Regions from separate parts of the Homo sapiens genome. Here region 1 is linked to region 2. Evidence: chromatin loops called from intact Hi-C (ENCODE). Cell type or tissue: PC-3. All regions are shown on one strand. Each heading gives the region's core, and the rest is flanking DNA. Links, peaks and the distances in the headings are about the cores only.

Evidence for each region. Hi-C counts contacts between places; a loop is a spot of excess contacts. Peaks named below come from ENCODE experiments on the same cell type or tissue, not always from the same donor. Only the 100,000 strongest peaks of a DNase experiment are listed, where the experiment ranks them.
Region 1: it touches region 2 in a loop (2.2-fold over the local background); 1 of 110 quality-filtered maps calls a loop at or near these places.

What each region holds. Positions count from the first base shown.
Region 1 is chr14:36,672,969-36,689,429 of GRCh38, reverse strand. It overlaps SLC25A21 (solute carrier family 25 member 21), which reads left to right. Exons shown (of 10, transcript NM_030631.4): 8 at 4,505-4,686; 9 at 5,550-5,602; 10 at 8,711-11,509. The coding sequence ends at 8,772. PAX9 (paired box 9) reads right to left here. Exons shown (of 4, transcript NM_001372076.1): 4 at 10,068-13,232. The coding sequence ends at 12,978. Among named protein-coding and RNA genes, the nearest start is that of PAX9, 19 kb to the right of the region's middle. RefSeq lists an enhancer at 4,346-4,847. In PC-3, for the core only: no CTCF peak of the experiment used is centred there; a DNase peak (open chromatin) is centred at 6,179; H3K27ac peaks cover 1,535 bases.
Region 2 is chr14:36,739,061-36,755,521 of GRCh38, reverse strand. All of the region lies in intron 3 of SLC25A21 (solute carrier family 25 member 21), which reads left to right. Among named protein-coding and RNA genes, the nearest start is that of PAX9, 85 kb to the right of the region's middle. In PC-3, for the core only: CTCF peaks have their summits at 7,751 (motif pointing right) and 7,771 (motif pointing right); no DNase peak of the experiment used is centred there.

The DNA of each region.
Region 1 (16,461 bases), core at 4,287-8,286, 64 kb after region 2:
CAACAGACACACTCCCCAGGAAAGCTCATCTACACAGACACAGAAGCTGATATGGTTTGGCTTTGTGTCCCCACCCAAATCTCATCTTAAAGTTCCCATAATTCCCACATGTTGTAGGAGGGACCCAGTGGGAGATGGTTGAATCATGGAGGCAGGTTTTCCCATGCTGTTCTCGTGATAGTGAATGGGTTTCATGAAGGCTGATGGTTTTAAACACGGGAGTTTCTCTGCACAAGCTCTTTTTTTGGCCTGCTGCCATCCACGTAAGATGTGACTTGCTCTTCCTTGCCTTCTGCCATGATTGTGAGGCCTCCCCAACCATGTGGAACTGTAAGTCCAGTTAAACCTCTTTCTTTTGTAAATTGCCCAATCTCAGGTATGTCTTTATCAGCAGCGTGAAAACGGACTAATACAGAAGCATTGCTTCGAATTTCAGAAGGTTCTTAGACACCTCCCTCACCAACCCACCCACTAACTCTTAGGAGTATAAGAAGAAAAACTATGCCTTGAGGCAAAGTCTTGGGTTCACTCGGATGTAACAAAAAATCCCTTCTTATACTTAACCTTTCAGTTAACTCATTTGTAAAATAGGAATAATAATAATAGTTCGTACCTCAAAAGTTGTGAAGATTAACAGATGTATTGCTTAGACATTTGCACTTAGCAGTATCTGGCACAAAATATGTACTTCAATCAACGTTTATTTTTATTAAAATTGTTACCTCTTCTGTGAGCTGGGGAAGGCATGTTTTAACCTGTAGTGAGGTGCTTGTGGGAAGAGAGGAGGCCAAGAGAAAGGCTGGAAATGTAGGGTTCTGGGCTGCTGGAGGTGGGGCGGTAGGACCGAAGGCGGCAGGCAGCCGTCCTGATGCTGCCTGGGTACTGCCCAGGGGCTTGCAAAGGCATCCACAGGGGTAACAGGGGTCTGGGTAGAGGGGACAGCCCCACTCAACTTGCTTTCTTCAGCTCCGAGCATCTTGGTTTATTTAGCACCTACAGTGTACTCTGCAAAACAGGTGACACAAAGAGGAGTAACACATGCTCCTATGCTGTGCAGACTCAGAGCCCTGCAGGGAAGAGAGATACACGCAAAAATATACTGAACACTAAGTGGGCCATAGCAAAGGTGAGGACTGTTGTTCAGACAGTATCTCGGGAGTAGAGGGGAGGATAAATCAATTTTGAGAGGGGATCTGTAAAACTTTCTTGGGTTAGTGGGATTTAAGCAGGACCTTAAAGGGCAGTGAGATTGCTATAGGTGAATATGATGGAGAAAGACATTCTAGGCTGCAGGAATTGTTTGAAGAAAAGCGTGGAGTTGGGAAAGTGCTTGGTATATTTGAGTAATTATGAATTAACCAGTGTGACCATAGTATGGATTCGGGGTAGGGTGTAGAAGTGGAAGCTAGAAAGATAAGTTGGAAGCATATAGTGGGTGTGGGAAAGAAATCAATGGCCAAGTGAGGCAGTTTGTCTTTATTCTCTGCGCATCCAGGAAGTATGGAGGGTCTTTGAGTAGGGAGATACCAAAAGCAGATCTGTTTTTCTAAAAAGAGAACCCTGATATTACTGCAAAGAATAGATCCTAGCAGGCAGGAAGGAAGCAAGACTTGGTAAAGGTAACAGGAACTTGATCTAAAGCCAGAGAGGTGGCAGTGGCCAGGAGAGGATGAACGGGAGAGGCATCTGAGATGCTGCATTCATGCGAGGATGGCTAGCGGCATGTGACAAAGAAAGCAGAGGCGAGCTGAGACAGTTGTCCTCGCACACACAGGCCCAGCCTGGGATGCTGGATTCAAGCAGGCTGTGTGGTCAAGGAAGAAACTGCCTACTGGCCCAGAAGCTGGTGGTCAGTGATAGCCTCATGGCCATCCCAAGCAAATTCTTTTCCTCCCTAGAATGCCCACAGGGGTAGCAACTGACCATCTGCTTTGCCAGTGTGGAACATCAAAATCACTGATTCCTAGACTTGGGTCCTTATCTGGCAGCCTCAGGAGCCCTGGAGAGCTTTTTAAACAACTTGCAGGCACCTTCTTCTCACCCCCGAGATGGGTCTGCAGCGGGACCCAGGCATCTGTATTTTGTAAAATTGCCAGATGATTCTGAAGCACAGCTGGATTGGAGAACCACTGTGGGATCTTACTGTTGTGCTGGGAAATGTATAGAAAACAAAGGTGGGCCGGGCACGGTGGCTCATGGCTGTAATCCCAACACTTTGGGAGGCCAAGGCAGGCAAATCACCTGAGGTCAGGAGTTCGAGAGCAGCCTGGCCAATGTGGTGAAACCCCATCTCTACTGAAAATACAAAAATTTAGCTGGGTATGGTGGCACATGCCTGTAATCCCAGCTACTCAGGAGGCTGAGGCAGGAAAATCCACTGAACCGAGGAGGTGGAGGTTGCTGTGAGCCAAGATCCTGCCACTGCATTCCAGCCTGGGCAACAGAGTGAGACTCCATCTCAAATAAATAAATACAAACAAAGGTGGACACTTACTCCTGCTAGTGAACACTATGATACGATGGCCTGGAGACCTAACCTTTTGGTTTCCAATGCCATGTCTCAAGCACAATGACCATCATTGAGTCTCTTTGTTCACCTTCCATCCCCAACTCTGGTCCTCAGCAAACACATCAGCCAGTCTCCCAAACTTCCCAGAAGGACAACGTGTATACAAATCATCATTTCCATTCTTGTCCTTAATTGAAAAAGAAAGAGAGCTTGGCAATGTCACGGGGATTTCAAGAAAGCATCTTTTCACAGAATGTTTGCATCTTTAGAAAACAGGCTACATAATAATACTATTCATTTTCTGCCAGGTTTGTGCAACACTTATAACACTTTTACTTATATTATTGTTTTTATTTCTCAGAAAAATGATACAATTTAGAGGTAAGATAGGAGTTAAAAACTTCCCTTGGATACACTGGGCTCTGGGTGATTCAGTGACTCATCAGAGGTCAGACAACCAGAGCTGGTCTAGAATTCACTGTCCTCCTGAGCTCCAGTTCTGCTTCTGTGCCATAATGGAGAGGAGTAACATAAAGGCATTTTTCTCTCCTTGTAAAAGAGAAAAAATGGGGGGAGAGGGAATTATTTAAACACACCTCACTCATACTGCAATCACTGCATTGTTTTTCCTGTTGAAACACCCTGTTGGTTTTCAAATCCCTTTAAACCTCCCCGGCACCTGTATGGCCCAGATCCAGGAATTATTACCAAACCCTTGCTTTTTATATTTAGCCACATAGGAGTTTCTGTGATGGTAACTGGCTCTTGGTTCAGTTGAAAATTTCAGAGCCCTCAGAAGTTTTCTTCTTTCATAGAGGCTGGAAGCATGTAATGCTTAGACCTGAATTTTCTTGTTTAACTGAAGCATGGTATGCTTCCCCTCTGGATAAAATAGTGTTGTGGCACAGCCCTATATTGTTCCTCTGTGATGATCCCTCTAAAATATTGATCAAAAGAGAGGGCAGGGAAAAGATAGGGTGGGGGGTCGGAGTCAGCAGCTTATAGTATGTGATATGACCTCTCTTCAGAGAACAGAAGACTGAAAACATAGAACTGAGGTTGGCAACATAATGAGAACTTCCCAGCAAATTCATTATAACAAATCATAATGTGAGCTCACAGGGCACAAAAATAGGCCAAAGGAAAGTGACTCCCACATAAGACCTAATTAAATACTTTGATGTCAGAAAGCAGTGCAGGGAGGGGTGGAAAATCAAATCAGACCAACGTGAAGGGCCTAAATTCTAACAGAAAGAAGAAATATTTCTCTTTTACTCACTCTCGCTCTCTCTTTCTCCTTTTCTTCCTTTGCCATGGAGGAAGAACAAGATTCCAAAACAATGGATTGTAAATTCTTCAGCCAATTACTCCAGTGACTTACTACTGTTTATAATGCACAGAATGTCACAGGCTGTTTTGCAGCCGCCCCAAGTTGGTTTGTTAATAACAGGAAGCTAGCACTTCTCAGTACAGTGGATCAGCTACACGTGAAAATAAATGCAAAAAACCTGGCGGGCAATAGCAGCAGACCGCGAGTAGCCTTGATTTAATTTAACATTTGGGGGTCCACACACAAATGAGCATTTTAGTAGGCTTCATGGTGGAAGTTGCTGTCATTTGTAAAATATTCTGGCCAATTAGCTAATAGTGTGCTTGGATTTCTCCTGTTTTGATACAGTAATACTAAGTACATTGTGAAGCCCAATTATACAAATCATCCCCATATGCCATACCAGTCTTTCTTTATGAACTGTGTTTATAAATCCTGTGTGAGGAAATGTGTACTTCAGCAATTTAGACCATGTGTAAAAACATAGCCAATGGGATTGTCAAGAAAACAAGTTCCAGCCTAGGAAATCCTAATGTGTTCCGCTGGAATAACAGGAGGGTGCCGGGAGTGCAATGCTCTGCTTAAATACATATTGCTTTATAGTGTTTAACTGATTTAGGGGCTTCCGCTCCCCTTTCTGTTATATTATTCTTCTTTTCTTTTAGGATCCAATCTTGGAGTTTTGGAGAAAATTTGGGATTGGTCTTCTCTCGGGGACAATAGCCTCAGTCATTAACATCCCTTTTGATGTTGCCAAAAGTAGGATTCAAGGGCCTCAACCAGTTCCTGGAGAGATCAAGTACAGAACCTGTTTTAAAACAATGGCAACAGTCTATCAGGAAGAAGGGTAACATAACACATTCTTATTTTAATAAATGTATGAGGCTCACGTATTGTTAGAACCGTATTGTCCTTCCATTTAGATGAGAACCAGTAAGCCCTCCTAAGTGGAGCTTGTGTCTAAGAAACTGCGAATATATATGACAAACTTTCCAAGACAACACAATAGTAAGATGTTGTAAACATGTGCTTACACCATCAAGTGACAATATGCTGCCTGTTTGCCTTAGAATGCCAAGGTGAACTTTCTACTTGGCAGTTTGTATAATGTAGTATTGTATATGTCCTTCTAATATATAGGCAGAAGAATAATTGTCTTCTGGCTGTAAATCCCATTAAATTGCCACCTAATTATATTCTTCTGGGAGAATTATAGAGTTCTGTAAAAACACTTTTAAAAATTTAAAGTATGTGCATTTTTCTGATTCTTTTAAATCTTACTTTCTGTTTCTTCGCCCCTCTTTTTCTCAAGTAAACAAGTAATATTTTATTATTTTGATATAAACTGCATCGTATTTCCTAATGTAAAGACTGAGTTTGTGGTCTTTTAAATTCAATTACAAAAGTCATTCTGTCCATATACACAGCTGTCTTGAAAGTAAGACCTGTCTTGAAAGCAAAAACCATCTCACTGATGAAAGTCATGTTTCTGATTGGACAGGACCAGCACAGTTGGGTAATAAAGAATTCATTAACTCTTTCCCCGCATCCAGTTTGCTGCAGAGAATACTAAGATGCTGTCTGCTTTGAGATGTGTGTAATTCCAAATAATTTATTTTTTTAAATGCTGGGTCCCTATCTCAATAAAGCTAAGGTACAACTCCATTTATTTTCAGAATAAGAACGTTTCTCTTTCCCTTCCCATTACAGGATTTTAGCTTTGTACAAAGGCCTGCTTCCCAAGATTATGAGACTTGGACCAGGTAATGATAATTTTGATTATTTAATCCTTCCTTCTTTATTGTTCTAGCGTCTCTTTTTTTGATATTTGTGTCCATCAGCAACAAAATATTTACCACTTTGTAAAAGACAGAAACCTTGAGAATATAAAGTTGTCTATGAGTATTTGAGATACTGAAGACATCCATTAGAAATGTTCTACCTTTGTTTATTAAGTACTATTTATGAACTTGCTGGAGGCTAACAGAAGCCAAAACCCAGCTTAAGTCAATAGGAAGAAGCCACAGGCAGTTGGAGTTTGAGTGAGAGCCGAGGTGTGTGCAGTGGCTTCTGGCTGAAGGGGAGGCTTTTCACTGAGTGAGGGACCAGCCCAGTCAAACGTTTCCTCGTGCTCCTAATTCATTCTTGCTCCTGCCTCAACTTCATTTCAAAAAAAGAAAAGGAGGACAGCTTGCCTCCATGAACAGCAAAGCCACTCATCTTTACAGTCACCTCTGGGGAGTGGTGACACCGTAACTAGCTGCTTACCTCTCCTGGGCTTTGTCAGCATGACGCTGGAGGCTTCTGGCTCAGGGCCTCACTTCAGGACGCCTACCCACAAAAAAACCGGCTGCCATTCCCACAGGGAGAATCGGCTGCCTCTATGTAAATAGATAAGAAAATAACTTCTGCAGACTCAACCGCCAGGGCAAATAGTCTCAGATTATAAGCAACCTTGTGAATAAGTACAAAAGTATACTCTAGACCACACATATATTTTTTTTATCAGGCTACACTCACCTACTTATACATACTGGTAATATTTCCTAGAACCTTCTCCTACACCTCCCCTCTCTCCCTTTGCAGTTCCTCCCTTTTAACACTATTGTCCTCCTACCCTGCTACACAAACACACATGCACATTCACCTTTAGATCTCAGCCCAATGAACCAACATTTCTATTAATCTAAGATAGAGAACAAGAGTCTGTAAATTGAAGCTGGTGAACAGCTCACACTTTCATATATTTAGGAAACACTTCCACAATTCCCAACCCATCTATCCCAATCTTTATAGGCCTTTACACATGGATTTTGTTTCATATTTGGGATTCAGACCTACCTTCCGTTAGTTATTGGCCCATGTGTAAAAGCTAACGCAGTAATAGAACGTGGGGAATTTTGTGCATCTCTGCCAGTATGTGGTGTTTTTCCTTCACCGCAGAGTAAAAACCTGCTAGTAGACCTAATATGAGAGGAAATCACAGCACCAGCCCTCAACCAACATTCTCAGAAAGGGATGGGCCTAAAAAGGGTGATGACAAGGGAGAGGTTAGCTAAAATGGTAATTGACTGGAACCTTCATCCAAAACTCTTAAATAATCTGACCCCAAGTTTTGTTAGAGGCTTGCAAATGTTTGGCTGGCTTTTTAAATGTTTTGCGTGAGAGGTCCTGAGTTGCTGTGGTGTTAGACTCAAAGAAAAGGGTTCTTGTGAACTGACTGTCCAGGCTAAGCCAAACTGTGAATATCTGGGAACCACTCACAGACCTGCCCTCCACTTCATTCCAAATGTGTGCATCCCAGCGACTTCAAAGCAAAGAAACCTAGAAAGAAAGGTACCACTGAGTTAAAGATTAAGACTTTTGAATGAAGGGTGAAATTTTTTTCTTTAAAGAATGAGAGAGAGAGAAAAAAAAAAAGAATGAGAGAGAGACAGTAAAAAAAAGAAAAGAAAGGTGAGCCTGGAATTTTTGTTCTTTGTTCTGGAGAAGCATCCAGCATTTTTACAATAGCCTTAGCAGCTCAATGTGGCTAACAATCAGGTACCTTCCATGAAAGAATCTTGAAGTCTGTGATTTAAACCTCAACTGTTACTAGGCCAAAAACTAACCCAACTCTGCATATTCTTGTCTTACATTGTGAATGATTAGTAAGAATAAATGCAGCGATTACCTACACATTAATGACCCTCTGTAGTGCAGCTCTTTTTGTTTGCCAGAGTTCCAAGAGGCCTAGAGAAGCTAAGAGGGACTAATAGAGTATCTTCATGGGTTAAAAATGAAAATTACAGGCAGATAATTATCTTTGGTATATGGTTACACAAACATGTGCAGCCTATAGATTAAAAAAAAAAGTATATGGCAGTGTGTTCAAAATAACTAAGACCCAAATCAAGTTCTATTTCTTTCCATCAGAAGTCAATCTTCTATTTCATGCAGCCAAGTCTTCTCTAAGTTGTGTTCAGGATATTTGTCCAAATTTTGATTTTGTGATGTTTTTCACACAGTTAGACATAAAAGGATAAAAAGAGATTATCCTGAAGGGCACAGGACACATGCTATTTACTGCATCAAATAGAACATAAAATGATCCATGTACAAATGCTTCTCCCAGTGGCTAGGTATTCAGCAGCCTCAGTGCCTGCTTTTCTGTATCACATTCCTGTTGACATAATACAGAGCATGTCTCTTCACAGCCAGTTATGTAGCTCTTTTCTTCCAAGACAAATGGTGGTCTCATGCCATCCAACCCCCACTACCAAATTTTCAAGTTCAAATCCATATACAACTGAAGCAGATAAAAGGAATGAAGGTTAGCTTTCAACCTCCTTTTGTTAGGTTTTGCAATGCAGATTTTTTAAATATTCAGAATCTAATTTCCACGTAGCAATGCAGTTTGAAAGCTATGACAGAAAACTAGACTCATCCATCAAGCACCATCTTAGAGATTTTCTTCTTGAATGCAATTAAGACTGCTAATTACGGACTGAAAAAGATAAATCCTTTATCTACACATGAAGAATCTGAAGGTTTCTGTTCACAGGAAAGCCACATGCCCTTACATGACTAAATATGCCTATATTTATTTACTTTTAAAAATTGAAAGTGCTTGAAAAAGAATCTGATGACAAATGATGAAAGTTGCAAAAACTCATGGGGAAAAATGTATTTGGAGACTCAAGATGGTCTTGATTTTATCCTGAGAATTTTCCACAGTAGTTTATATCTTGGTATTGAAGCTCCAGAACTGTTGATTCCGAACAGCCTCTGCCTGACAGGCTGTGCGAGACATCATGGATTCAGAAACCCAGTGGGAAAGCCAGTGCTATTCCAGAGGATTTGCAATAAAAAACAGCTCTTTTCTTTTCTAGGTGGTGCAGTGATGCTGCTGGTTTATGAATACACCTATTCATGGCTTCAAGAGAACTGGTGATTGCCTATGAAGTGTTTTTCCCCCTTGAGATAATGGATATTTGCTATGCAGCACCATGAAGAAGAGAGACTATCGATCGGCCAGGTGTATAATTATGAAGGAGAAAACTGTTCAAGAACAAAATCTATTTTAATACTTTAAAAAATGTCTATAGGCAACTTGAGATTATAGTTTTGGCTGTATAAATAAAACTGTGAGAAGAAAAAAATAATATGAAACAATGAGGTATTTAAAGTGAATATAGAAAAATAGCATAGAAATCATATATTTATTTCATAAAATAAATAGAAACTTTGTCTCCTGTGTTCCTCTTCAATGCTTCACAATGAAAATTCATTGTATTGATCAGCATTTTTCCTAAGAGGTCTAGAAATGCTTAAACTATTGAAAATAAATCAAATTATTCAAAGACTGGATTAAAAAAAAGTTAAGCCAAAATTTAAGCAGTTTTTATAATGAATTAAATTATTCCATAAATAATATTTAAAGAGCACAAGAAAAATTTTTTAAAGTGCACTAAAATGACCTTTTAAGAATGTTTAATTTTATGAATACTATGTTAAAATGTAAATCTGTTGGTTTTTTTTAGTAACTATGCACATATCAGCTCTATTTTCCTACATCTACTTTATATCTCATATTGCTGTAAGATAATAAATAGGTATTTTAAAACATTGTTTAAAACAGAATGTTAAAACACTGTTGTTTAAGCATGTTTAAATCAAGGTATTCCAAATCTCTTCTAACACAAGTAGGAAACATGAAATAAAATTTACTTTCCTCCACATAGTTCTCTTTGAAGATAAGTTTTGTTGATGAGATATTGTCATGTTAAATCACAAATTGGAAACACCTTTGGACCCATTTGTCAGCCATCAGTATTTGCATCCAAATACCTTTATTCAGCATGCCTACCTGTGCCATTTTTAGGAAGAATGTATAGAACAGAACTGCATTTTCAGGTTATTAGTTTTAAACGACAACTTCAGGTGGGAAGTCAGCTGTCTGCAGTATTAAAATATGTATGATGAAGGGGAAATGTTCTGAAAAAGAAATACACTTAGCATTTCTAAGGATTACTATACTAACATGTATCAACAAAAATATCTCCTTGGTCTTGATGTAACCAAACTTGATTTTATATCTGCATCCAGAGATGATGCTGATTCAGTAAAGTCAACAAGAATAACTGAAAGTCCATATGACACCTGTCCTAAGTTACTACCGTGGGCTATTTCTACTACGGGGCTATTTCACTAAAGCATTTTGAAAATAAAAAGTAAAAGATAACATGGTAATTATTACTTTTTATTAATTTAGAGCATTTGAAGTATAAAAATAAAAGGCTTTTGACATACTGTATATACATACATAGCCTTCTGTTGTACATCCTTTCCAACGTGTTTTTTAAAATTTATATTTCAGTCCAATATTCAATAAAAGGGTCATTAAAAACAAAACAAAATTGTGAAAAAAAAGAAATAAGAATGTGTCTCTGTTGCACAACTGCATTCTATCCTTGCAGGTAATATTCTTACATCCAATGAGAGCGCTGCCTGCATAGAGGTCATGAAATTGAACCTTTAACCTCTCCATGTGGATCAGATAGAAAAGGATTTCTGAAGAGTGCATTTGCCAGTTTAAAAGCAACACTTTTACCATCTATGAGATAGAGGAAATATGTCAACATTAACCAATAATAATCTTTAAAAGTTAACCCTTTAATCCATCCTATTTTCCTTCTCGTATTTTAAAAAGTGGCTTTAAATCATAATTTTCTTTGAATAGCAAATTGTATCTGATATCTTTTAAAAATTACTCCATGTGAATTCACTGTTAAGACCTAGAGGGAGAAAAGGAAACTTCAATACCATTAATATTAGATTTTTTAAAATACAAGAACCAGAAAAAAATTATAAATAGCACAATAACAAGAGATTTCTTAATTTAGATAAAGAAAATAACATTATTTGCATTTCCACACAAGCAAGTAATATTTTTTAAAGCCCCCTAACAGCCACCTAAAAACATTTGATAAAGAATAGTTCTGTACCTTACATCAGTTTTTCAGATGACAGGAGAGTCCCTGTATGGTATGGTTTTAAAGAAGTCTCCACCAAAATATTGGATTGGATCTTTGTTCCATTCAGTTTATAGTCTATTTTCTCACCAGACTGGGAACTCCAGATGTCAATGGAAGTTTTACAAGATCAAAGGAAGACTATGGCCCTGAGAGTTCATCTGCTCCTTCTGCTTATTCTTCTCCTGAAGTTATAATCCTCTATTTGTAGCACTGAATTTCGGTTGCTTTAGAAATAAATGCAGTTCAAAGCTCTCTATAAGATATCTGCTGTCTGAAAAAAGCAGTCACTCTAACATAATTTGTGTGTCAGAAATCTGCTTACTGTTTACATCCTAGTGATTTGAAAACCTAACTAATCTAGCCATCTGAGTTTTAAACGAAGCCACGAAACCGATGTGGTGGAACCGCATTGCCATGTAGACTGTGCACAGCACAGACCGGAAGAAATTAAAATCACCTAGGGAATCCATCTTCAACATCCATATCCAGTGAGGTGCTCTTTTAGTTATTGCACAGAATTAGTACCAAAAAACCCTCAATATATTAATTTTCCAACAGCTGAATTGTACCAATGTCCTAAAAACATATTTTTAAGCCTATATTGCCAAACAGGAAGAACTTCCTAAACAGAAGGGATTAAAAACTGTAGAATTTTGCCCCAGAAAATCAATTGTTTTAAAATACAACACATACTCACATGCTCACACACACATATACTCCACAACTGTTATTAACATTAAAGTGAAAAATAAATTGGTCTAGAAAGGTTTATGAGTTAAACTGTGTCCTGTAATTTCAGAAATGAATAAAGGGAATTTGTTAAAATTAAATAACATTGTATTTCTAGTACCACCACCAGTTTACCTACATGCGAAACATGCTTCTGTACAACAATGTAAACTTCACAGCAAGCCATTGTTACATTCATTAGAGCAGAATTTTCCATTTTCTTTAAATTACAACATTATTTGGGGCTGAGATTGCTGAACACACAGGTAAGCCAACAATAATAGGACAATTTAGTTTCACAGTGGTTTTCTTAACACAAAGTTCATTTTAAGCATCTTTGCAAAACATTTCACATTAAACTTAAGTTTCTAAGTGACTTCCTTTAGAGCCTTCTTGTTCAGATATTTTCCACCCTCTTGTCTTTATATGCTTAGCATGTGTGTTGTTTGATTAGGTACAAAATGGGAGACTGGCTTGTTTTATCTGTTTTTCGTGTCCTCTGCTGTAGAAATAAAGTGTCCTTCATGAGATGTTGAAGCCTTCACTGCATACACAAAATTTGGGGGCAAGTCCAGGTCCAGGAGCCCGAGCAGCCCACCACCAAACAGAGACAAAGACGTTGCCAGAAAGTCACCTTTGCAAAAAAGAAAGAAAAAAATAGAGAGGGGGTGGGGCTGAGGGGAGGGGAATATCTTATGGAATGAAGACACAAATGCACCATCCAGAGTCCGTATTTACAAACTAATAGAAAATATAAACATTATTGTATTTGGAACCAAGTCAAAACACCAGGGAGAGCTAGATTCAGATATTGCTTGGGTTCTACATATATTTTTCAACAAAATAGGTCATGTCTTAAACAAAGGATCACTCAAACAAGTCACTTATTGATTTGTTTCCTAATGATGAATTAAAGCTTACTTGGTTACCATATTTGATTAGAGGGTGTAGCATAATTTTTTCTATAAGTATTTTCCTTTATTGATTTTGCAAAATCTCAACAATTGCACATTTCAAAAGTTCAGGTTGATTTAGAATAAATATACACATGTGGTTTTACCAAAGACTAGTTTGTAAAGTTCCTTAAACCCTTTGAGGGGTGTAGGTTTCTTTGTTATGTTAAGACAGTATGTGGGCAACACAAATGTCTCATTCAATGCTTATTGTTGCTCTTGTTTTTAAATCCTAAAGTCATGTCAGTTTTTCTGCAAGAGAAAAGTTATGGCAAGAAATATGTAAGTGTCATTAGCACAAAGGATGTGAGTCCGTACAGCCAGCTTTCAAGGCAGAAGGGTTGGAGGGCAGGAGGGGTGGGATGTGAGACCTGGGAATTGGGGGAGGAGGTGCTGAGACAGGGAGACCCGGGTGAAGCTGCTGGAGACGGAATTTCCCATCAGAGCGCGGAAGCCGTGACAGAATGACTACCTTCTCTGGCTGCCTGCATTCCCTTGAACGCCAGCGATGCCGGAATGTCACAGTTGTGGGGAGACAATGAGGTGCCCCCAGCATGTTGCCACCCATGTCCAGCAACATAACCAGAAGGAGCAGCACTGTAGGTCATGTAAGGCGACACTTGGGCTGGGGTAGGGTAAGGAGCCATGCTGGATGCTGACACAAAACTGCCCACAGCTGGGAGACCATTTGGTGCCTGAGAGGAGTAGAAAAGAAGTGAAAAATAATCACATTATAGGAGTGAACATTTCACACGTTCTTAGAAAGAAGCAGAACTTAAGTCTGAGTAAGCCAGCAATGCTCTGACTCTACTCTCCAACTTTTTAAAAAAATTTGAGCTTTATTATATTCTAAAGACATTCACAGTCTTGCCACTTAAACAAACATAATGACAAGATATTATTCTTTCCACAAACATTTAGAGAAAGCTGCAACCAGAAAATTCGTAGTATTTGCTTGTGCCACTTGGAAGTACAGGAAGGAGGTGCAGGGTGAGAAAAGAATTAATGGCAATTAAATACTCTTAGAATCTGTTCGGCTGTCCTCATTGCCTTTGTCAACCTTCCTGGGACTTGGGTTTTGTTTGGCTCTTTTGTTGAGGCACTTGTGACAGGCCTGGTTGGTATAACTTTCATTTTCAGTAAAGAAGGGCACAGACTGCAGCCTGTCATGTTAGAAACGCACAACAAACACGACCTTCGTTAAAGAAAATATAGACCATATTTTAAGAGATCATATTGAAAATGCCCGTTGGACAAAGGACATACAAAAATCAGGCACTTTGTCTTGTAAGGATTTTTAAATGAATATTGCAAGTGCCTTTTCCAGGACTGTTTTATCAGAAAGGAAACTGTCTTTCCCCATATAAAAGAACTGCATATGCCTGGTTTTGAAACTGGAAATTTTGCTTGCAAAGTTTTTGGGTCCTGTGATGTGAGTTTTTAAAAGCCACGTGGATAAATCTCTTGAAGTGAATTTAGAAATTAAAATCTTTGTTTGCAAACACAATGCAGCAGTCCCGGCAGGCGAGCCTGCCGAGAAACCAGTGCTGTCTTGGCATCCAGTGAATTATTGTTGGTATCGTTACTATTAACAACACTAAAAACACCCTGATTTTTAATCCTGATTCTGGCATGAACACTGGGCATCCTTCTTCAAGTAGTCTAATTTTTTCCCCTCAATTTTTATACTCTTTAGAAATAAAGTGTAGATGCTGTGTCCTGATAGTTACATGAATGAACTACCATTTCAATATATTTCCTAGTGAAAATACGATGTAAATACTAGAATTTTATGAGGAAAATTGATTTAATCCTTAGAATTAAGTTAATCAGATGTATGTTAGCTAGGTACTTTTTCCCGTTCAATTGCAACACAGGAATTACTTTCTAATTTAATTTATTTGGGCTATTGTTTTCACTTCTACATCTATGAGAATGCAGTGGTGCGGTCTCAAAAACTATTTTCTCAATGCAGAGTAAATGAATATGTACATGGAATAGAATACATACGTGGGTATGACAACATTACTCATGCATTTCTGACAAAAAAAGAAAAATATTAGAGGGGTTAGCCTTGTGTCTATGCTCTGTAAGAACAAACACCTCATGTTGTGTTTTTCAATGTTGGTTCTTTGAAAATAGGGAAAGAGAAAGGAAGCTAAAGTTTCTTAAGTGTGTCCTATGTCCCAGGCACCAAGAAATATCCAACATATTTTACTGAGTAATGAGTATTAATGAATTATATAGTTCATTATAAATGATTGAGTTTATCATAATTACAAGATAGTGTGTCACAAATACAACACAATGTTCAACTGAAATTAAAGTGTATTTTAAGGGTCCCAGAGAATGATGCTGCTGCATTTTTTAAATCAAGAAACTACCGCACATAACTGTTGAATACAAATGAAATCTTATCCTCTTTTTATACAAGGATATAGATTAAGAGGTTTAGCCATGTACCCTCAACCAATTGGCAAGCCAGTGGCCATGTGTTAAAAAAATTTATCACCCCTGCCCAATGCAGGGTCCTCTGTAGCATATCATACTGTTTTTCCTGAACACTTAAAAGATAGATGCAATTTAATTTAAAACTAGTGCATCTTTTGAGATAACATCTGGTAACAAATTCTTTTCTCTCCTAGAACATGATTCTCATTGTCAGATCCCTTCTAAAAAAAGAATAGTTTCTTCCACTTTTTGAGAATGGCTGATTATGTCTCAAAGGAGACACACTTTAAGGCTCTCAGGAGATGGGTATCAAGATAGAGAACTATCAAATTACAGGGGAAAAAATCTAGTTTTGCATAGAGATTATAGTTTTAATCATTTTTATTTAGAATTGTCCCAATAATCTATGATAAATGAGTTTGGAAAGAAATAAATCCAATTCAGTTATGGAAAGGTGTTCACATCTGTATGTGGTGTTAACTAATATTTTCATTTCCAGCATTGACTAATGTTTTATACTACTGATGCCAATGTGAACTAAGAATAATGAAATAAGAATGCTAACATTAAAATTACTTCTAAAATAATAAAAATCTTTGGCCAACATCATATAGGGACATAAAGTTAAAAAATTTAATATTATACATGGCAGAAACAATGTTCTAGTTAGCAGAACAGAACTGTTGGCGAGTTCTATTTTTCATCACAGCTAAATTTTTCCTACCCATTCTTTTTTCTTTGTATTTTATCTATCATTCAAAATTACAGTTCTCTCTGAAATCCTTGCTTAGTCATCTTCCCTTTTCTTACACCTTTGCCCTTGGAACTCTTGCTCATTGATCTGCCCCATTTACTTGGACTCTTCAGTTGTTTTGTTGCAATGTCTATGGTCCCCTTACATGGACCCACTTGGAAGATGGCCCTCAGAGACATGCTGCATTGAACTTTTATCTTAGATAATGTTCCTGGAATTTAGGGGCAGGCAGGACATTGGATTTAGGCCTGTATTAACTTCTAGTGCCTTATTTATTCCATGATTACATTCATTTATCAAGTGTAAAAAAATGAGCAAATTTTTCCATGTTTGTCCAACTTCTCATACTTAATGCACAAACTTGCTTTATGTCATTATTCTTAGTACTAAATATTTCAAAGTTCTCTTAAATCCACAATATTTATTTAGTATCATTTTAGTGATGCAATCCCTTTGTACTGCAGAAAGACAGGGTAGGAAGAGAAGCTCGGAGATGGTTGATTTCATCTCATAGAAAAAGGCGGCCGGGCACGGTGGCTCACGCCTGTAATCCCAGCACTTTGGCAGGCTGAGGCGGGCGGATTGCCTGAGGTCAGGAGTTCAAGACCAGCCTGGCCAACATAGTGAAACCCCGTCTCTACTAAAAACGCAAAAATTAGCCGGGTGTGGTGGCAGGTGCCTGTAATCCCAGCTACTTGGGAGTCTGAGGCAGGAAAATT
Region 2 (16,461 bases), core at 5,989-9,988:
CAGATGCATTGCCATGCCCCATGGGAGTTTGGGTCACATAGAGATCAATGACCGCCACCACAGGGCACTGACAGGGATGAAGGAAAAAAATCACCTTGCCTGTGAGTGTGTATATGTGTGTGCACACATGAGTGCTTGTGTGCATACATGTATGGTTCATGGAAATGTTATATGTGCAAAATGCCCACTTTCTGAATACAGTGGTGGTTTTACATGGTGAGTGATAACTGAATTCTTCCCTGATATCACACTGTTGCTTCTTCAGTGAATAGGGAACCTCCATCCCTATAGCTGGATAAAAACTGGAGTCAGACTTTTCTAAAATGTTGTTGGATACCAGATTTGTCCTCATTCATTATTATTTAATATAAATGGGAGTGTGGTTTTAGACTATGGTTTTTCAAGGGTCCAAACTAAGTGGAATTCTTTGTTTCATTTTCTTTTCCTCTTTATTTTAGAATTGTAGATTGTTTGTGTGATTTTAATTTTAAATTTTTATTTTCCTCTACTATTTTCTGAGCATTTACAGTTTTCATCATAATTCAGACTTTAAAGATGATTATTAACTGTGTATTGAGTTTTCTAAATTCAATTTTTCTCATCCCTTAGCTCTCCTGAAAACAATTATTCTTCCTTTGCCACCGATTTTGCTACTGGCAGTGAAAATGCATTACTATGAAAATTACTGAATTCTGTAGGAAGACAAAGTACAAGTAGATAAATTAATAACATATTTCCTATTAAATTTAACTTTTCCTTGTATTATACTTTTATCTCTTTTTTTTTCTCTTTTGGGCACTGTCTTTTGTATGTTCGTGCCATCAATTTATATCATTCTGGAAATTCTTTCAAGTGCCCACAGTGTGTATGCTGTGTGATATGGCACAGGGGACAGACCACAGGCTTCAGGATCAGAGAGATCTGGGCTTCCGTCCCATATCAATTACTTCTTAACTATGTAGATAAGCTACTTAGGTTCCAAGAATCTTTGTTTCCACATCTGTAAATAAAGATGAAATCAAATTGTGTGTTAAGCAACTCTCATCGAATCTTATTTCCCTTCCCTTTTCCCCTTTAATGTACTTGGAAGATATTTATCCTCACCCACCCACCTTATTTTTTCTATCATATATAGCCTTAAGGAAGTAGAAGAGTGGTAGGTTTGCAGTCTGAAGGCTATAAGCTGCTATAGAACTAGAAGAACTGATATCCCAGTTTAAAGGCTGAGCTCAGGCTGGAGAAGTTTCTCTTTCTCCAGGAAAGGTCAGCCTTTTGTTCTACTCAGGCCTTCAACTGATTGGATGAGACCCACCCACATTATGAAGGGCTATCTGCTTTATTCCATCTCCTGACTTAAATGTTACTCTCACCCAAAAACATCCTCACAGAAACACTCAGAATAACGTTTGACCAAATATCTGGGCACCCTGTAGCCTAGTCAAGTTGATACATAAAATTAGCCTGGTGAATAGAATCAGGTAAAAGTTTCCAAAAAATGGATCTGGGATCAAAGCAGGATCACTTTGATCTCTCTTTGATCTGCTCGCTTTTTCTCTCTCTTTCTCTCTCTCTCTCTCTCTCTCTCTCTCTCTCTCTCTCTCTGTCCCCAGTGAGAGAGCCATCTCAAGATTGTATGGAAACCCTGAATGTTCTGAGATCCTGCCATCTAGAGGTGCCTCATCAGAAGCCAGGTAACAACTTGGTGGATACACTATAGAGAGAAATCAAGCTTCAGAGGAGAGGACTAAAGAGCTGTGACGGGCCCTTTCTAGTTCAGAAGTGCTATGGTTCTGAAATTCTATAAATATTGGCTTTGCTTCTGGTGGATTTTGTCAAATGATTTAGTTTTAAATCATCAATGTCTTTACAGTATGCAACTACTAAGCATTAACTTCCCTTTAGGGAGAGGAATGAATCTAGAGAACATGAAATATTTTTTCAATTAAATTTTAGAACATCCCAAGAAACTGCCTTTGAAATCATGGCTTCTCTATGCCCTTTACATGAAAAGGAAAGCTAAAGCTTATAAAGTGATGGCTGAGATTCTTAAGATGTAGTGATATGTTCCCCAAACTCTCCATTTTTAAATTTTCTCTCTCCTTTTGATAGATTATACCTCTTCTAAACACAAGGCTTCCTAGCTCAGCCAGTATCTTCTCAGTGGGTCCTTTCCTGGAAACCTAATTGGAATTAGTAGCTTCCTTCCATTCCGAGAGCAACCAGTTACTCTCCTGTTTTATTGTTTTTATATCTTTTCACTTTCTGTTATTTTTTATTATGTCATAATACACATAACATAAAATTTGCCATTTTAGCTATTTTAAGTATACACTTCAGTGGCATTCAATAATTCACACTGTTGTGCAACCATCACCGTCATTCACCTCCAGAACTTTTCATCTTCCCAAACTGAAACTCTGAACCCATTAAACCTCTCTCCCCTGGCCACTGGCAACCACCATTCTACTTTCTGTCTCAGTGAGTTTGACTATTCTAGGTACCTCATAGAAATGGCATCATACATTTATTAGTTCGTTCTCACATTGCTAAAGACATACCCAAGACTGGGTTATATATTGACTTATAGTCAGTATGTCTGGGAGGCCTCAGGAAACTTACAATCGTGGTAGAAAGGGAAGCAAACACGTCCTTCTTCACATGGTGGCAGGAAGGAGAAGTGCAAGCAAAGGCGGGGAAAGCCCCTTATAAAACCATCAGATCTCTTGAGAACTCCCTCACTATCACAAGAACAGCATGAGGGTAACTGCTCCCATGATTCAGTTACTTCCCACCAGGCCCCTCCCACAACATGTGGGGATTATGGGAGCTACAATTCAAGATGAGATTTGGGTGGGGACACAGCCAAACCATGTCAATACAGTACTTGTCTTTTTGTGTCTGGCTTATTCCATGTAGCATGGTGTACTCATGTTATAGCATGTGTCAGAACCTCTTTTAAGGCTGTATAATATCCCCATTGTTTATATATGCCACATTTTCTTTATTCAGACATCAATGGATATTTGGGTTGTTTTCACCTTTTGGCTATTGTGAATAATGCTGTTATGAGCATGGGTGTACAAATATTTGTTCAAGTCTCTGCTTTCACTTCTTGTGGGTATATACCCAGAAGTAGAATTGCTGGATCATATGGTAAATCTATGTTTGATTTCTTGAAGATCCTCCACGCTGTTTTCCATGGCAGCTGCACCACTTTACATTCCCAAAAGCAATGCGTAAGGGTTCCAATTTCTTCACATCTTTTCCAACACTTGTTATTTTCTAGGATTTCTTTATTTTTGTTTTGTAATAACTGTCCTAATAGTGGTAAAATGGCATCTCATTGTGGTTTTGATTTGCATTTCCCTCATGATGAGCAATGTTGACCTGGCATTATTTCATTCATGTGTTTTCTGCCTGTTCTTCGCCTGGCTCCCCAGCAGGACGTAGACTCTTTGTACATGAGAAGTGTGTCTGACTTGTTCACTGCTCTATCCCTAGCCCAGAGATGCATGCCTGGCACATATCAGATACTCAATTATTTGTCAGATGAATGCATGAATGAATTTACTGGAGAGAAAAATTCACATTCCAAATATAGACTCCAAATCTTTAGGTGCTCAATTATTTGCCTGAGGCAGTAAGTAAAGATCACCTTTCCATCAATCAGTGTTGCTTGAAAATTGAGAGAAAAATATACTTCTGCCTCATGGACAAACTATCCACATTGATAAAACATTGTGGCTGGATCCCCCTAGCTTCTGGACTTGATAATTGACAAAATTGAAGTATGTTTACTATTTCAATGATGAAATTAGAAGTACGATTGATAACTAGTACCAGGCCCATGAAATACTTGCTGATAAATAAGTGAATGGTCCTGAAAACAGTAATGAAAAGTATAGATTATATCTGAGGATTGTGGAAGTCCTTGGGGAAAAAGAGCCCCAGACAGTTAGTGGCTTTGGTGGGAAATGTAAACACCAAGATTAGTACGTAATTCTCAGGTCCTTTTTCTTCAAGTTAGTAATCAATTTAGAAGCTAAATCTGGAGCCAGACTCCCCATGCAGTGTTGCTTCTCTAAAAATCAATCACCTGCAGAACACCAGAGAAGCCTGACTTCTTTGTTGGTTCATTGCATAAAGCATAAGGAAAGCATTTTCCTACATTCTTCAGCTCAAACAGCCTTAGGTGTGGTCCTGCTTACTTTACAGCAGGGGCTACTTCCTGTTGTACCTGTTCTGCAAAGTGCATGAGTCTTAGCAGAATGAGAGAGAAGTATCCTCATTTAAATGTTGTTCTAGCATTTAAACAGTGAAAACATGCTTTATCCCAACCCAGATTTCTACTAGTCTTGATAGACAGAGGTGTAATGAAATATTAATCTCTTTTGAGAAGATGTAGGCAAGACAATAATCTGGTTTTGGCATATCTTAGTGTTGTTCCTAAATAAACAGTAGAGGAAACCAAGACATAGCCCTCAGAGGAACAAAGCCCCTCTAGCCCGCCCATCTTCGGGGGTATGAACTAGTAGTCAGTGATCATGGCCAGTGGGAATATTTGTAGCTTCCTGGTCTCAGAGGCCAGAGATGGCCAGAGCAGAGGCATGAAGCACTCCCACAATCAGCAGTCTTTGGCTCAAAAACAGTGAAGACCCTCAATTAGAAAGTGAGGGATGATCTCATGAAATTCCTGGGGAACTGCCTGGCAAAGGTACTGAATCCTTTGGTCTGCTTCCTAACAGATAGTCATCTGGGTAAGAGCAGCCCTACTTCATTAGCGTGATAGAGTAGTTTTGGTTTTTTTAATATTTTTAATTTTTCAATGTGAAGTTAGGGGTGGTGTTAAAAATACAAATTTTCAAACTTCCCCTCAGACCTACCAAATCAGAATCTCTGGAAATAAGGCCCAAGAATTCATGTTTTCAGGAGGGAAATAAACATCTCAAAAGCTCCATCAAATTAGACTAAAATTAAGTCATCTGCTCATGTCTCATACAATGTCTCATACAACCAGGAGAATAAGACCAGGTGACTAAACCAGTCATACCAGGCCTGGTGATTTCCTGAGCACATGGTCTCAAAGGTGTGAACATTAGGATTAGGTTCTGCCTCCATGGAGAAGGGATGACGTGGATTGGGTGAGTAAAAATGCCTTCATTACCATAGCTTGGTAGTTGATGGGGGATAAGAACTCCTAGGAAGTCTTGGCTTCCTCAGTGGCCATTTATTGAAGTCTACATTTGTTCACTAGATCAAATGCCCAAAACTTTCCCCATGGTTAGCCATTTTGGTAAGAAACCAGAAAAAAAATGGACATTTGGTAGGAATGTGAAAGAGATTGATCTTAGAATAGTTCAAAATGCCAGATACGATTTTCTGTTCACAACACCAACATTCTGCGTCAGTGGGAATATAACTCATTTATCCTTCCAGTCAACAAATATTTACTGAGTGTCTCTTATATGTCAGGTCCTATATTTGGTCCTGGGGAGACATCAGTAAATAAAACAGACAGAAATCCCTGCCATACCCTCATGGAGCTGACATCTTAGTGGGAACAACAGAGAGTAAATAAAATAAAATAAGCAAGTAAATCATAAAGCATGTTCCAAGGGATCCATTCTATGAAGAAAAATAAAGCAGACAGAAGGAATAGAAAGGACTCAGATGGGGGTGCTGCAACATTAAATAGAATAAAGGGGAGGTAATGGAAGTTAATGTTTGTGCAAAGATGTGAAGGAGGTGAACAGTGAGCCCTGCGGCTTTGTGAGGTGAGGATCCCAGGCAAGGCGCAGCATGTGTAAAGGCGCTGGAGTGATGGTGTACCTGGGCCAGGGAACACGACGAAGGCCAGTGGGGTTGGAGAGGGATCCCAGACCAGAGCACGAGGTGATTAATGGGAAGGTAGAATGCAGCAGGAGGGGAGCAGTGTGCCTGCTCTTTGAGGAGACTTTGGTTTTGCTCTGAGGGAGATAGGAAGGCATTGAGAAATTAGGCACAGAAGAGTGACATGAGCCATTTTTTATTTTAATAGGAGCATTCTGGTACTGCTTGGAGAAGAGACTGTAGGCAAACCAGTTGGGAGACTATTGCAATGTTTAGAGTAAGATATGATCAGGGCTTACACCAGGATAGTAGACATGAAGTAGAGAAAGAACTCAAGCATGATTTCAAAGATTCTGGCCTGAGTAACTGGAAAGATGGAGTTGCTATTCACTGATGATAAAAATAAAATACTTTAGCCAAATTAAATTTAGAAGAATTTAATTGAGCAAAGAACGATTCGCGAATCAGGCAGCCTCCTGAGCCAGGGTAGGCTCAGAGACTCCAGCACAGCCACATAGTAGAGGATTTATGGACAGAAAAAGGAAAGTGACATACAGAAAACATAAGACAGGTACAGAAAACAGCCAGATTGGTTATAGTTTGGCATCTGCCTTATTTGAACACAGTTTGAACAGTTGGCCACATTGGATTGGCCAAAATTCGGTGATTGGCAGAAGAGTAGGCTGCAGTCTGTTTACACTTCCCTTTAGGTAATAATTCATGATAGACAGAGAAACCTTAGGCTGAACTTTAAATATGTAAAAAGGCAGGCTTAGGCTAAACTTGATTTAACACTGATCTGGAGAATATTGTGGGTGGAGCAAGTCTGTGGAGGGAGAATCTGGAGTTCATTTTGAACATGCTAATTACAAGATGCCTGTTAGACATCCACGTGGAGATGGTTAGTAGGTGACTGGAGGAACTGGAGATGTATGACAGTTATCAGCATATGGTGGATAACTAAAGTCATAGGACCCGATGAAATCACCAGGGAAACAGACAAAGTCCACAAACTAAGCCCTAGGGTTGTCTTCTGCATTGTTTTTCAAGTGTTTTGAATCCTACTTAGTTTATCCAACTCATAGGATATTGACTGAAGGAGTTTGGTAGGGAAATAGCTAACCCTTATTTATTCATTGATAATAATGTGGTATGAAGGAACTAATTTTTCAAAATGATCTGGAAAACTGTGCATATGCAGAAGTCTATAAAGTACATGTAGACGTTGACTCAGTAAATCCAGAAAGCTCAGTGACTGTTTATTTAACTTGTGTTTTAGTCAGTTAAATAAGGACTTGGGCACTTTTTAAAAAAACTGATGCAGAGGACTGAATGACAAAAGAGATGACAAACCTTGGCTCAGCCGTTCCTCAAAAGCCAGCATTTTAGCTCCGTGCAGAAACCAAACAGAGCCCGAGGTGGAGGCCTTCAGCCAACATTAGAGGCATAGTCAGGGAAGAAGCGTTAGAGCCAGGAGGTAGAATGAAATTCCCCAGTGGACTTGATAGTGACTCCTTGAGAACGTGGAAGTCATACGGTGTTCAAGAGCTGAGGTTTTGGAGTCAAATAGACCTTTGTTATTGTCCTAACTCCATCACTTACTAGCTGTTTCACTACTAGGAAAGTTGCTTAACTTCGCTGAGAGAATAGTATCTATGTCATGTAAAAAATTGAATGGGATAATAATTGTAAAGCATTGTGCACAATTGCTATTTTTGTTTCTAACATATCCCTCCCTCAATAGTCTCAATTCCTGTAGAAATACAAACGGTCACCACACTTTTCCTTTGGAGACTAATTTAGTGAATTGAAAGTCCACTAAATCAGACTGTAAATTGTAACCTTCAAAATGCGCGGGTCCAAAGCTTGGGTATTTGGCAGGGGTGGGACAATGGAAGAGCTGCTTTTAACTCCAATACCACTAGGGGGCACCTCCAGAAATTAATTTTGGAATGTACTATAATAACCAATGGCCATGATTAATGCACTTCCAAATGTGAATTATACTTGGGGAACAGTCTGCTTGGTGCACTTAGTGCATGGCATCTTTGGCTTCAAACGTGTATGAATTGGTTGCAGCAGAATTCCACAACAGGGTGTGAATTCCTGAGGCACTGGGTCACACACTTAGTTAAGGTTCCTTTTGTGGAGGACATCTCTGAATTCTGAGGCTTTCTGCCCCAGCTGCCGTCATGTTAGCCCTGTAGCTAGGTCAAGCTGTTAAATCAGGCAACTAACAACAATGTACTAATTCATTTCCATAAACACTAGTACAGAGAACTGGCATAGACTCCATCTTTCTTCCACTAGTAATGCAGTGGAATTAATTTGCTCACTTTTTGTACAAGAGTTTTCCATGCTGGGTAAACAGCTAACATGTGGTTGAGCCAAAATTTAAGGCCAAAGAGTGTGGCTCCAGAGCCCACACTCATATTGCCTTTACTGACAAATAACATCAAATTAATACTAACTGCCAGAGAGTGGTGATTAAAAACAGGAATAACCATTAAGCAGTTTATAACCTGGATTAAATATGGTAATCATGTGACTAATACATATTCAATTCAGTGAAAAATATGCAAGTCATTCCAACTGTTAATATGGATACTGAGTCATGTCTGGGTATATGAATTTATATATATTTGTTGATGTATACATATAGATGTATATGTATAAGAGTGTGTGTGTGCATATATGCATTTAATATAATGTTATCTGGGTGTTACTATGTGTCAGACCTATAAGGTAATATGAAAGGCAACATCTTGGTTAAATAATGCAGGCAGGTACAATATCAACATTTTGTCTACCATGTCAGAGAAAGGTCCTTGGAGAAAATTAAGGTCTTAGTTGATTTTGGACAATAGGATCCTAGAAAAAGGTGTTTATCCTAGTGCTTGGCACAGAGTATATTAATGAAAGAGTGAGTTAAAATGTGAATGATAGTTACTTTATGAATGGGAGGGACAGAAACTAGAAACAGGAGATAAGAAAAGGGGAGCTGGTGAGAAGATGAGAGTGATCAGAATGGAGCAAGGAATTTCCTCAGCAAGGCTTATTTATCAATGAGCTGTCTGGTGAAGGACTTAATAAAAAATAGATTTAGGGATACTAGCACAACTGGGTTACATGGATATATTGCATACTAGTAAAGTCCAGGCTTTTAGTACCCATCGCCCAAATAAATGTACATTATACCCAGTAGGTGGTATTGTTTTCCTCACCCCTCTCCCATCCTCCCAGTTTTGGAGTCTCCAAAATCTGTTATTCTACACTCTGTATGTCCATGTGTACCCATTGTTTAGCTTCCACTTATAAAGGAGAACACGAAGTTTTTTGACTTTCTGTTTCTAAGTCATCCCACTTTAGGATAGTGGCATCCAGTTCCATCCATGTTGTTTCAAAGACATGATTTCATTCTTTGTTATAGCTGAGTAGTATTCCATGGCATACCACATTATTTTATCCAGTCATCTGTTGACGGACACTTAGATTGATTCCATGACTTTGCTATTGGGAATAGTGTTGCAATAAACAGATGAGTGCAGGTATCTTTTTGATATGATGCTTTTTTTTCCTTTGGGTAGATACCCAGTAGTGGGATTGATGGATTGAATGATAGTTCTATTTTTAGTTCTGTGAAATCTCCATCCTGTTTTCCATAGAGGTTGTAATATTTTACATTTCCACCAGCAGTGTAGAAGCGTTCTCTTTTTTCTGCATCTCCATCAACATCTGTTGTTTTTTGACTTTTTAATAGGCATTCTAACTAGTGTAAGGTGATGATATCTCATCATGGTTTTAATTTGCATTTTTCTGATGATTAGTGATGTTGAGCATGTTTTCATATGTTTGATGGCCACGTGTATGTCTTCTTTTGAAAAATGCCTATTCGTGCAACTTACAGAATGGGAGACAATTTTTGCAATCTATCCATCTGACAAAGGGCTAATATCCAGAATCTACAAAGAACTTAAACAAGTTTACAAGAAAAAAATAAACAACCCCATCAAAAAGTAGGCAAAGGATATGAACAGATACTTCTCAAAAGAAGACATTTATGCAGCCAACAGACATATGAAAAAATGCTCATCATCACTGGTCATCAGAGAAATGCAAATCAAAACCACAATGAGATACCATCTCATGCCAGTTAGAATGGTGATCATTAAAAAGTTAAGAAACAACAGAGGCTGGAGACGATGTGGAGAAATAGGAACGCTTTTACACTGTTGGTGGGAGTGTAAATTAGTTCAACCATTGTGGAAGACAGTGTGGCGATTCCTCAAGGATCTAGAATAAGAAATACCATTTGACCCAGCCATCCCATTCCTAGGTATATACCCAAAGGATTATAAATCATGCTACTATAAAGACACATGCACACGTATGTTTATTGTGGCACTATTCACAATAGCAAAGACTTGGAACCAACCCAAATATCCGTCAATAATAGACTGGATAAAGAAAATGTGGCACATATACACCATGGAATACTATGCAGCCATAAAAAAGGATGAGTTCATGTCCTTTTCAGGGACATGGATGAAGCTGGAAACTATCATTCTCAGCAAAATATCACAGGGACAGAAAACAAGGCAGCGCATATTCTCACCCATAAGTGGGAGTTGAACAATGAGAACACATGGACACAGGGAGGGGAACATGTTGGAGGGTGGGGGGCTGGGGAGGGATAGCATTAGGAGAAATACCTAATGTAAATGATGAGTTAATGGGTGCAGCAAACCAACATGGCACATGTATACCTATGTAATAAACCTGCACGTTGTGTACATGTACCCTAGAACTTAAACTATAATAAAAAAAAAGAAAAATGCCTGTTCATGAACTTTGCCCACTTTTTAATGAGGTTATATGTTTTTTTCTTGTTGAGCTGTTTGAGCTCCTCGTAGATTCTGGATATTAGCACTTTATCATATGCATTGTTTGCAAATATTTTCCCTCATTCTGTAGACTGTCTGTTTACTTGGATGATTATTTCTTTTGCTGTGCAAAAGATTTTTAGTTTAAGTCCCATTTGTCTATTTTTGGTTTTGTTGCATTTCTGCCAATGTTCAGAAGAATTTCTCCTATATTTCTTTTTCTAGTATTTTTATAGTTTCAAGTCTTATATTTAAGTCTGTAATCCATTTTGAGTTGATTTTTGTATATGGTGAGAGATAGGGGTCCAGTTTCACCCTTCTGCAAATGGCTCTCCAATTTTCCCAGAACTATTTATTGAATAGAGTATCCTTTCCCCAATATATATTTTTGTCAACTTTGTCAAAGATCAGTTGGTTGTAGGTATGTGGCTTTATTTCTAAGTTCTCTATTCTGTTCCATTGATCTATCTGTCTGTTTTTGTGCTAATGCCATGCTGTTTTGGTTATTATAGCCTTCTAGTGTAATCTGAAGTCAGATGATTTGATACCTCCAAATTTATTCTTTTTGCTTAGGATTGCTTTGGCTATTTAGGCTCTTTTTTGGTTCCATATGAATTTGGAGATTGTTTTTCTAATTATGTGAGGAATGATATTGGTAATTTGATAGAAATTGCATTGAATCTGTAGATTACTTTGGGCAGTATGGTCATTTTAGCAATATTGATTCTTCCAGTAGATGAGTATAGGATTTTTTCCCACTTGTTTGTGTCATCTATGATTCTTTTCTCAATCTTTTGCAATTCTCCTTGTCAAAGTACAAATACTCCTTGTAGAATTTTTCACCTCCTTGGTTAAGTATATTCCTAGGTATTTTATGTAGCTATTTTAAATGAGATTCAGTTCTCGATTTGGTTATCAGGTTGATTATTATTGGTATATAGAAATGCTACTGATTTTGGTATGTTGATTTTGATTCCTGAAATCATGTATCAAATCTAGGAGTATTTTGTGGTTTCTAGGTATAAAATCACTTTATCAGTGAGAGATCATTTGACTTCCTTTTCCAATTTTGATCCTTTTATTTCTTTCTCTTGCCTGATTGCTCTAGCTAGGACTTCCAGTACTACGTTGAATATGATTGGTGAAAGTGGGCATCCTTGTCTTGTTCCATCCTTGTCTTGTTCCTTGTCTTGTTCTTAGGGGAAATGCTTTCAGCTTTTCCCCATCCAGTATGCTGTTGGCTGTGGGTGTGTCATATATGGATGGCTTTTATTATTTTGAGGTATATTCTGGTGAAGGACTTTTTTTGCTCCATGATTGGGTTGTCTTTCCTGGTTTTCAGTCCGAGTCCAAGAAATAGAGTTGTTTTTTTTTCTTGGAGTCCTTTTCCTCATAGTGCCACCCACCTAAGTGAAAAACTGCCCTTTGATGATTATTATTTCCTAGTGGAAAGTGTTCATCTTTATAAGCAAAGTGATCTGCTGTCACTGAAAATTAATACACTTACCATATAGTCAGTTATAAATAAGTTTCTTCACTTACAGATTAATGGGGCAATGAACACCCACATTTTACCAATACTATTCACCTCTTTGGTTGCTTCTCAAGTATCTTTTTCACTTTTTCTTTCCTTAGTGTTTTCCATCAGGGTTCTGGTTCTCATATCACACTAAGGCCTTTCTTGGGCTGAACTGAGCAACATGTTTAGTGCATTGAGCACTCTGCCAACTTTCCAGGGAATGGAGCCATGGACTTACCTCCTAAATGATACTGACAGCTACAATAAATTTTTGTATTTTAGAAAATCAAAGTTGTAGTTTATTTCAGTTGCACCCAAAAAAATTTCATTGTTGTGGTAAAATCATACTAAACATACAGTTTGAAAAGTGTGTTCAGGAAAACTTGAAAGAATTCCTCCATACAGCGTATAATGAAAGTGGTATGGTTTGGGGTAACAAATCAATCCAAAGACCATATGCAGAAACTTAATTGAATTAATTCTCAGTAATGAATAATGAAAACTATATTGTCATTGCCTGAAGACCTGATATGAGTTGGGTAGGCAAAACTTTTGTTAGTTTTATGTTAGAATGTTAGCTAAAGCTTATGTGCACTTCCTTGAAATTTATTTGCTGCTTTTAAAAGAAGAATCTGTGTCACTTGCTCTCTTTTGAACTGTTTTTCCTCCCTCTAAAAGATATGTGGTTTTCCCTCCCTCTTTTGCCTCAATGAAAATGGCCCCAAGATGCATGCAATTTTGTGAACTTGAGATTATAGATTCTACATAATTCAAATCACAGAGCCATGAAACCCCACTCTTTCATTTGGATTCTGTGAACTGCTGACACTTGTGGAGTGCAAATGATGTCAGAATAATGCCCTAAAGGTGTAGTGTGTAGTGTGTAGTGTCAGGACCAGAATTCTGGTCTGGGATACACGATCCATCAAACAATGGAAGCCGTGCACTCATAACCCAGGGTTGAGCGTGGACTTCGTTGTTTTAATTACAGAACCACAGCATGTGGGTAAAAAACTTGGATCTGACAGCAGAAGAAGAAAGAGGATATTGTATGCCTTCAATCAGCTTTGTATTAGGAGATCCTTAAAGGAAAAATTTTGTGAAAAAAGAAAGAGGAAGAAAACAACAAACTAGCAAGATCTGTATTTCAGTATAATTTGGAGAAAATGACTGATTTGGGTTGGTCATGTTGCCAGAACAGATGACTCAAGGCTTCCATACAAGAAATGGAAATCAGGAGGATGCCTGAAGCCTGAAAGAAGAACAAATTGTAAAGATATGATTGACTGTAAGGCTTCAAAATCAACTGTACCAAAGATGAGCTTGAATCATTGCCCAGAACAGAGCTGAATGGTGATGTTCATTTGGGTTCTGGCTGTTGAAACAAAATAAAATGTAGTAATTGTACTCTGTTAGGTATACAGACGTGTTAATGCTTTCCAATTTCCCCAACTGGGGATCTGGTGTCACTTTCCCTGTCGCTCCTATTTCATGCTTCACTGGTGAGTATTATTGCTGCTCTGGATGCTTACTGAATGCCAGGTTTTTGGCAAAGAAGTGGGATCCAGGTGAAAGCATCCTTCTCATGCTGTGTGTGAGTGTGTTACAGGTGGCTTGGAAAATGGCTTTTCAACTTGGAGATCATTTCTGTAATTGATATTTTCAGGCTCAGATAATGTGCATCTCTATCCTGGCTTTCCCAGTGTGATGGTTGCTGGACTTTGATTATGAATATCAGCAGTTTGGATCCCAAAACACTTCATCCCTGACAACCAGGGAAAGCCCCAGCTTCCATGAGCAGCAAATTTACACATTGATCTTCTCCTCTTTTAGGAGGAAAAATGTCTTGTTCACAGATTTCTTTATATGCATTTTCTCTTTAATGTATCAGTTTAGTTTTATGGTAACATTTCTGATAGACAACAAGGTTGACTCTTTCTAAAAGTCAGTTGTGAAGCAGCTACACTGTTTTTCTTTCTCACTGGGAGCTGCAAATAAGAAAATATTCCATGTTCTTGCTCCTAACACCAAAAACCTAGTAGCCTAGTAACTTAGGAAATTTCCCAGCCTGCTTGAAAGAGGAGTTCAACTCTATGGTACAAATGATTCCCAAACACATATTTTCTACATACTAAATTAGAAAAATACCAGCAAAACCAACAATGGGGGTGACTCAGAGGGGTAAAAGGAGGGGCAGACAGGACATGTGATTTTTCCACTCCTTTTTAGTTTCTTTACCTGAGTCAAATTTTCAGAATGTTAAGCCTTCCCCTGTCTACCCACTATTTACCACAAAGTCTTCAGATTTCAGTAGCTAACTTAAAGCAAGGAACTTTTTTTAGTCGTTCAAACTGACTAAAGATATCAGGTACACAATGTTTAATTAAGGCTCTGTCTGGCTGACTGGTCTCTATAGGTGTCTAAAATTTAGACTTAAAAACAGGGTAACCTAAAACTGGACCCTACTAATGAGAGACAATAAGAAGGCATCTTTGAGGGTTTGCCTTGCTCTACATGAACCACAGAGACTGGACACAAGCTGGAACTCATAGGAAATTTCACATTTCCTTGCTTCCATACAGTCAGCATCTTTTCATTGGTTGCTCTGTGACCTCGTAGCCACCCATATGTTAGATAGCTTCACACTTTTAAGATGGGGGTGGGGGGGTTGAATGAGGGATAAAATTATTTTGTAGGGTTTGGCAGAAATCTGTACTTCAAATAAGCTATGTGTGAGCTGTCTTTGAGAAGAACACGTGATGTAGTTTTTGATCTTCATTTTACAGATGTACATAAGTAGTACAATTAAAAACAAATGTGATCCAATATTGTAGCACTGTGTATCTGCTTAGGTTTGTGAAAAATACCTCTCATTAGTCTATAAACCATCACAATCTAGTGGCTTTGGAGTCCTGGTACCCCCTCCTCATATTTGCTGTGTGACTTTGGTCTGCTAGCTTCTCTGTATTCCATCTGTGGTAAGGGGTTCTTTCACAGACAATCACACTAATGGGATGGGGTTTTATGTGTGATGGGCTCCCCAGCATAAACAATCTGAGACCATTTCTTAACAATAGTTCTCACAGCTTCCTTATAAATGCATTGCTTAAGATTTAACAATTATCTTTAATATAATTATGATTTTAAGAATTTCGATTTAAGGCTCTTTGTTCAGAAAGGGATGTGCTCCATCCTTAGCTTGGGAGCAATGATGTCTCACTTGGCTGCAGTCCACAGGCATCTCACACAGCTAGGAAACACCTAGCAAAGAAGACAGGACTTTTCTTCCTGTGGGCTTCTTTGCCTTAGACTGGAAATCCAAGCCTTCCAGCACACCATTCCCTCTTGTCTCTTGGGCTAGGTTTCAGTCATATGTCCATGCCTAACCCTCTCACTAGAAAAGGAATGAGGCCACCATGATGGGTTTGAACAATTCTGCTTTATCCCTTGGGCTGGAGGAGGACTCACCTCTCTAAGCACGGAGTATGGGCATCACTTATACTCTGAGGAGCAAGTGGGGTGAGGGGCATGTATCTTTTGGGTCAGTAACCAACATTCTCCCACATTGACAGAATTATCCTGGTGTGCCTCTTTTTTTTTTTTTTCTTTTTTTTTAGACAGAGTCTTGCTCTGTTGCCAGGCTGGAATGCAGTGACATGATCTCAGCTCACTGCAACCTCCACCTCCCGGGTTCAAGCAATTCTCCTGCTTCAGCCTCCCGAGTAGCTGGGACTACATGCGTGCACCACCACACCCAGCTAATTTTTGTATTTTTAGTAGAGAAGGGGCTTCACCATGTTAGTCAGACTGGTCTCGAACTCCTGACCTCACGTGATCCACCCACCTCGGCTTCCCGAAGTGCTGGGATTACAGGTGTGAGCTACTGTGCCTAGCCTCCTGGTGTGCCTCTTAAGGGCAAAAGTCTATCTTGGGGAGGAAAAAGTTTATCCTAGGGCTCATTTTTTCCTCATTCTGAAACAACTAGAAAATATTTAATCAATATCCCAAAAACTTTCACAAAAATGATTTTATTCATCTTAGACCAGTTCTATCAGTTATATAGTATTTCATATTACTTTAAAACAGAACTGAATAAAAATTGGAATAGAGACCTGTTTTCAGTGGCCTTTCCTGCTTCCTTCTAAAATAAGAAATGATAAGGTATTGCTGTAACATAAACAATTTTTCAAAAGCTTTTATTAAAATAGTTGTTTTAAAAAAAGCTATACA